Linked DNA regions of Homo sapiens: region 1 is linked to region 2. The links are chromatin contacts, found by Hi-C or POLR2A ChIA-PET in ENCODE. All regions are on one chromosome and are shown on one strand. The core of a region is the stretch at or near the end of the contact, and the rest is flanking DNA. Distances in the headings are between cores, read along the strand shown.

Region 1 (3,581 bases), core at 826-3,325, 34 kb after region 2:
GGGCTAAGGACCTGAATAGACAATTCTCAAAGAAGATATACAAATGGCCAAAAAACATGAAAAACTCCTCTGCATCACGAATTATCAGGGGAATGCAAATCAAAACCACAATGCAGTACCTCCTTCCTCCTGCAAGAATGGACATAATCGAAAAATCAAAAAAACAGTAGCTGTTGGTGTGGATGGGGTGATCAGGGAACACTTCTACACTGCTGGTGGGAATGTAAACTAGTACAGCCACTATGGAAAACAGTGGGGAGATTCCTTAAAGAACTAAAATTAGAACTACCATTTGATCCAGCAATCCCACTACTGGGTATCTACCCAGAGAAAAAGAAGAATGAATTAACAGCATTTGCAGCAAACTGGGTGAGACTGGAGACTATTATTCTAAGTGAAGTGACTCAGGAATGGAAAACCAAACATTGTATGTTCTCACTGATATGTGGGAGCTAAGCTATGAGGATGCAAAGGCATAAGAATGATACAATGGACTTTGGGGACTTGGGGGGAAGAGTGGTAGAGGGGCAAGGGATAAAAGGCTACAAATAGGGTGCAATGTATACTGTTTGGATGATGGGTGCACTAAAATCTCACAAATCACCACTAAAGAACATGCTCATGTAACCAAATATCACCTGTATCCCAATAACCTATGGAAAAAATATAAAAAGAAGGAAACAGCTAAGCAATGTGTTGAGAAAAGAGTATTTCAATGAGAGAGAACTTAAATGCAAAGACCATGAGATCTGTACAGATGTTATCTCCTTTATCCTCACTATGTTTCTGTAAGGGAGGTAGTGTTAGGCAAATTTTATAGATAGCAAAATGGAACCACAGAACTAACACACATAAGATCACTTTGTCAGCTAGCAAACAGGATGCCATGATATGAGCTCAGGAGTCTTTGACCACCACCAGCCTTCTCTTTCTGCACCCCCATGCTGCTTCGTGGGATCTAAAGCGCAACTTAAATGCATGTCCCTGCAAGGAATTCCAGAGGAAGAGAGGTTCCTATCCCAAATATAGGTAAATCTCCTAGATGGTTCTGGTTCTTTGTTTTCTTTCCACTAATCAATATGCAAGAAAGACTTATTTGGATCTATTTGTTTATTAATTCATTCAATAGATTTTTTGAGTGTCATTGCATAAACGTACTATTTGCATTTAAAATTCAGAATGCAGCCATGGTAAATAGTATGAACTATTTTCTTTCAAGGAATTGAGAGTGGTTTTGTTTTTAGTATATTGTCTGGAAATCCTAGCCGTATAATCCACTTTACCAAAAGTTACATGGAAGGATATAAAACTATTATAGATTAAAAGTCTTCCTGTCAGTTGGCTGAAAATTATCTGTAACATTTAATATGTGACTCTGTTTGGAAAAAAATATAGCCAACCACCTTTTTAATCCTCTTTTCGATGTTTTGGGAAACATAAAGTTGGGATCTTTTCATTCATTTGCAAAATAAAACAGTATTTTTTAAGGCATTGATTTATATTTCATTTAAGGCATTGAATTGTTTTATTATTGAGCCTGTCTCTGAACTCTGAGAAATTCCAAGGGAAAGAATTAAAGATCTTCAATTCAGTCTTGCCTAAATCTACTATTTTCAACCAACTTTTTTTCTGCTGTGCTTTCTTGCGTATTTTCTTAATGGATAGATAGGACAATGGTACAGCAGAAATAATGAATGTTTATCTACCACTTCCATTAAATATGTCAATGCTTTTATGAAAGGAAATCTATGGTTACTTAAGCCAATGCCTGCACTTAGTACTCAGCCATAACCGTTCTCATACCTGGAATCTAAAGAGGTAGCATCAGTAATCTGTACACACTAAGTACTTAATATTGCTCAGTGGAAAGAGAAATGCTGTTATATATTACTCTACATTTTTCATAGTCTTTATAATGTTTTATATCCAAATGTATCATTATGTAGTTTCACTGATCAGTAAGAGAGCTAGATCGTGTAAGCTTTATAAGAACGTTGGCTTTTACTCAAAGGGGATGAGAAACTATCAGGGGATTTTGAGTAGGGATGACATCATCTGGCCTTTGTTTTTTAACAGAACAAATCTGGCTGCTGTTATGAGTGTAGACCAAAGGCTGGATGGATAGAAATGAGGAAATGAGATAGGAGGCAGAGCAGTAATTTTGGTGGCAGGTCATAGTGCCTTTGTATAGGGTAACAGAATATGCTAGAGCCTAGAATACAGGCATCAAGCTGTTATGAGCTTGGCATTTTTACCACTGTATCCCCAGGGTGTGGAATCATTTCTGGAGTATAGCAGGAGCTCAGTAATTCTTGCTGCATGCATGAATGGATGGATAGACTGACAGTTTTTCACACTTATGTCTTCTCCCCATCTGTTTATTACTTAAGTTTTAACATCTAAGCTACTTGCCTCATCCTCACAGTTTTTAAACTAAAGCAAAAGTGAAACAAAAGCAAAACAGCCAAGTTTCTTCTAAATTTAATTGAATTCAACAAGTCTTTTTTTAAAGCACTTTTATGTGGTTTCTTTGGGCTATTAAGGATATCAAATGCCAACAGAATGTTCTAAGACTGTTAGATGAGATTGTTGCTTAGGGTCACAGCTATGCCACAGCACCACAATTTACTTTAAAATTAAGATTGCTACATAGTTTTAATTTCCTCCTCAGAAGGGCAATAACCTTTCAATGAATCAGACTCGGCTTTTTCTGCTTACTATAAATGGGACCATGTGACCATTACATTACAAAGTGCATAAATGGCAGGCTATATTAGAAAAGTTTGGGGACAAGGAGCACAAGAATGTATTGGGCACATAACCTTTTTGTGTGATAAAGAAGATAAATAAGAAGACATGCAAACAGATGTGTTGATACATATAAAGAAACACTGAATAGATATAGAAGCAACTAAAAAGGCTGATTGCAAGGCTCAGGAGATAAATTGGATGGACAGGGCAAACTTTTTGTTTTCAATTTTTTTTTTATACTTTAAGTTCTAGGGTACATGTGCACAATGTGCAGGTTTGTTACATATGTATAGATGTGCCATGTTGGTGTGCTGCACCCATTAACTCCTCATTTACATTAGGTATATCTCCTAATGCTTTCCCTCCCCACTCCCCAAACCCCATGACAGGCCCCAGTGTGTGATGTTCCCTTTCCTGTGTCTAAGTGTTCTCATTGTTCATTTCCCACCTATGAGTGAGAACATGCGGTGTTTGGTTTTTTTTCTTGGGATAGTTTGCTGAGAATGATGGTTTCCAGCTTAATCCATGTCCCTACAAAGGACATGAACTCATCCTTTTTTACGGCTGTATAGTATTCCATGGTGTATATGTGTCACATTTTCTTTTTTTTTTTTTTTGTATTTCCACTGTTTTATTTTAAAAAATGAGTAATTTATTATAAGTATATTTAGGTATCACTGTTTTGTCTAATCTTTTATTTTATTTTATTATTATTATACTTTAAGTTTTAGGGTACATGTGCACAATGTGCAGGTTAGTTACATATGTATACCTGCGCCATGCTGGTGTGCTGCACCCATTAACTCATCATTTAGCATTAGGTATATCTC
Region 2 (3,769 bases), core at 190-2,689:
ATATAACACGATTTAGCAGGTCAATAGGTCAGGGGCTAATTACTCGTAGATCACATCAACCTCTTGAAGACTGAATCATCTGGAGATGTGTTACAAGTGACTTAAACAGATAAGTACAGCATGGAATCAATAATAAAATGGGAGATGATGGTTAAAGCAAAGCTAAGCATCACATCAGAGTAGAATCCTGACATGATTTTATTCCAGTAATGTAAATATTCCCGTCCCAGCCCTCATTCACCACTACCTCCTCTTATCATTGAGGAAACAGGCAGAGACAGACTGGAAAGGCAGTCAGCTTGATTTAAGAAACTTTCTTAAGTTCAGAAATACTGAATTATTTTTAACCCAGAAAAAGAGCTCAATTGAGAACTCTGAGGTTTGCAACCTTAAATCCCGACTCAATCTGATATATGCCTGCCAAAGGCAACCTGACTGAGGTTACCTGAGAGAAAGTTTTTCTACAAAACATGGCCAACCATGCTCAAGACAAAATTCCAACACATAATTTATCTTCGGCATTCTTCAAATTATTTACCACATCTCCTGCCCCCAACACCTAATCCCAGAATACAGGAATTTGATGATGTCTACACAGCCTATAAAAGTCCACAAATTTAAGTGCCTACTGTGTGAAAGCCATTTGGGGGACTACAAACATAAAGGATGTATAATGCCACCCACTAAGATGTTCACGCTTATGATTTAGTAGGAAAAACAGAAGGCTGCCTTATAAATATTAACAACCTAATTTACAGGCACACCTAAAACATCCCAAATTCTAAAATATATATTTTCTTCCAAATCCTACAGGGTAATATGGCTATGAGAGTGCACTAGGAGTGTCAATTTTACTAAATCCTCTGAGAGCATCCACATTTTGAAAGAGTTCTCTCTTAACCTAAACAAACAAACAAACGAACAAACACTCCTCTCACTGAAGTTCATTCGGCATTGACGGGTCTCTGGTTCTTCAAGTTTTCATCTGAAAGTCTCAGTCTTTGCTATCACAACCAACGCCCCCTTCCTACACTCCAAGGTTGATGGAATGAAATGTCTTGGAATTGAGGGTTTAATTAATTCGGATCACTGGAGAGAAAGAAAAGAAATAACGGGGGAAAAAAATGTGTTAATTTTAGGGCTTGGAATTGGAAACGTGGGGAAACGTCGCCACCTTCTGGTAAGTGATGGAAATGAGCAGGAAAAAAGATCCAAGCTAAGAAGCGGCTTTTTTTTTTTTCCAAAGCAGCAAGCCACGCCCCTCCCGCGCTCGCGAAATCCGAGACCCGCCCTTTCCGGAAGTTTTGACACTGTGCGCCCCGAGTAATGTGATGGAGAGGGTAATCATCCGGTCCGTTATCTAAACCCGTCACTCCAGGAAACAGCGACCCGCTGTTTTCCGGATCCGCGCTCTCCCAGCATCCTTTGCCTTCCGGTATGTGGCCCCGTCTGGCTAGTCCTGTCTAGCGCGCCCATTTCGAGCCCAAGTTTCCAGCTCGGGTTTCCGGGCTCAGAATTTTCCAGGAGTGGGTTCTTGGGCAGTGGCTGTGGGAGCAGGAATGGCGCAGCTAGAGGGTTACTGTTTCTCGGCCGCCTTGAGCTGTACCTTTTTAGTGTCCTGCCTCCTCTTCTCCGCCTTCAGCCGGGCGCTGCGAGAGCCCTACATGGACGAGATCTTCCACCTGCCTCAGGCGCAGCGCTACTGTGAGGGCCATTTCTCCCTTTCCCAGGTGGGGTGCCCAACCTGTCCCCACCCCAGGAGAGGCCTGAAAGGTCCCAGCGTCCCCAGCTCCTTCTCCCATCTTTAGACTTAACTCGTCCCTTTCCACCCCACCCCAGCCTCAGAACATGAAAGAAACTGGGTATAGTCTTTTGTTCCTGTCTCTGAGATCTGTGAAATATTTATTAAATGAATGAATAAACAGCAGATCTGATCCCCAGGGAGGAGTGATCTGGGAGAATACTTAGTGGGGAACTGAGCGCTCCTCTTGGCAGCTGACAATATCGATCCCACTTTGTTTTTCCTTGTCTCAGGATTAAAGGCATTCGGGTGCTCCTTGGAAATATCAGAAAACTTCCCTTTAGCTCACCTGTTAAGCACCTCACTGTGCATTTTAGGGGTGGGATAGGGTGGACTGGAGGGATCTTCGGCTACCAAAAAGTGACAATTTATAATCACAAATTCCTTCCCTGGGTATTTTTAGTGAACTATCTGTTGACTGGATAAACTGGCAACCAGTCAAGTCACATCATTTTTGAATATATATTTGACTGTGCAAGTATGTACATATAAATATCAAAATAAACATCCCCTGCTTTTCTGGTGACACAATATAGGGTACTGGCTAGAAATATAAAGTCTGTTTTAGAGAAAGATCTGATCTTAAATCTTGGTGCTGTGATTTACTAGTTTTGTGATCTTGGAGATGTTCTGAGTTTCAGAAATTCAGGTTACTCATCTGCAAAATGACAATAATCTTTACTATAGGGCATATTGTAATGTTACAATACAGAGGGTTTGGCACAATTTCTGTCTCAGTTTATGTCAGCTGTCATCATGGAGCCTGTGGTCCAAATGTTTTCCTAAACTTAGAGTCCCAAACAATGTTTCCATGCTTTTAAAAACTGGAGCATTTGCAGTTTATTTATCAAAATAAAGGCTTTTAAAGAACATTTCTTGGAAAATAGAAATAGATTTTAAGTTGTTGTTTATTGGTTGCTGCTACCTGAACCATCACTAAGCTGGTCCGGGGGCAAAAAATAAGAAAAACTAATCCTGTTCTGCCAAGGACTTACTTAATCTTGTCATAGACTAACTTCTCAAAATTTCTGATTGTTGCTGGAGATGAGACTTGGGCTTGACATATTTGTGTCTGTCTTGTTCGTATTACCTCTTGCTTTTACTTCATTTTCTTTCATTTTAAAGTGGGATCCCATGATTACTACATTACCTGGCTTGTACCTGGTGTCAGTTGGAGTGGTCAAACCTGCCATTTGGATCTTTGCATGGTCTGAACATGTTGTCTGCTCCATTGGGATGCTCAGATTTGTTAATCTTCTCTTCAGTGTTGGCAACTTCTATTTACTATATTTGCTTTTCCACAAGGTACAACCCAGAAACAAGGTATGTTTCAAAATACTTAATTACAAGTTTATGTGTAGTCAGGTCCACAATTACAATGAATTAGTTTTATGAGATTTGGTGAAAAATGTCTTTAACACTTTGTAACTTTGTATTTTTTGTATATTATGTAAAGGTAAATTTAAATTCTCCATCTCCATTTTAGAATAAATTTGTATTTAAATACTTGAATAACTTATTTGTAAACTCTAAAGTAAATATTTGTTAAGTGAGTCAAACCAGTTCAATAAATACTTACTGAGCTTATTCCATGTGCTGGGGACTGGGACTACAGAGATAAATGAGGCAGTCTTTTTCTTGTAAAACGTATATATTCAGTAGGGAAAACAGACTTTACCTGAGGACTTTTGATGTGGTAATAGTGCAGGCCCCGGAGGTCGATTGCCTGGGTTAGAATTCTCTCCCTGCCACTTAACCAGTTTTGTTACTGTGGGCAGGTTAACCCTTAGTGGCTCCATGTCTTCATCTGTTAAATAAGAATAACAATAGAATCTGCCTTATAGAACTGTTATAAAGGAACAAGGAAACTTAATAAATGGAAGATGCTTCAAATAGTGCCAGATATATAGTAAGGGCTCAGTAAATATTAACTCTAATAATTATTTTTAACCTTAAGAGATTATTTCA

Evidence for each region. Hi-C counts contacts between places; a loop is a spot of excess contacts on that map. ChIA-PET counts read pairs that join two places held with the same protein, here RNA polymerase II (POLR2A). Pooled maps may share reads with other maps.
Region 1: a loop to region 2 is called in a pooled map, with 8 times the contacts of the local background. The contact joins the enhancer-like site here to the promoter of ALG10B in region 2. A Hi-C loop is called at or near these places in 8 of 37 single-sample maps with no recorded cell type and 4 of 50 pooled maps. POLR2A ChIA-PET finds 5 or more read pairs at or near these places in 1 of 52 experiments (activated CD4-positive, alpha-beta T cell).

What each region holds. Positions count from the first base shown.
Region 1 is chr12:38,348,741-38,352,321 of GRCh38, forward strand. No RefSeq gene overlaps it. Among named protein-coding and RNA genes, the nearest start is that of ALG10B, 34 kb to the left of the region's middle. RefSeq lists an enhancer at 2,010-2,089. Within about 2 kb of position 2,076, at least 2 of the 41 ENCODE cell types and tissues checked have a DNase peak (open chromatin) inside an H3K27ac peak, as active enhancers do.
Region 2 is chr12:38,315,335-38,319,103 of GRCh38, forward strand. ALG10B (ALG10 alpha-1,2-glucosyltransferase B) reads left to right here and starts at 1,440. Exons shown (of 3, transcript NM_001013620.4): 1 at 1,440-1,730; 2 at 2,927-3,124. The coding sequence starts at 1,560. RefSeq lists an enhancer at 511-1,710.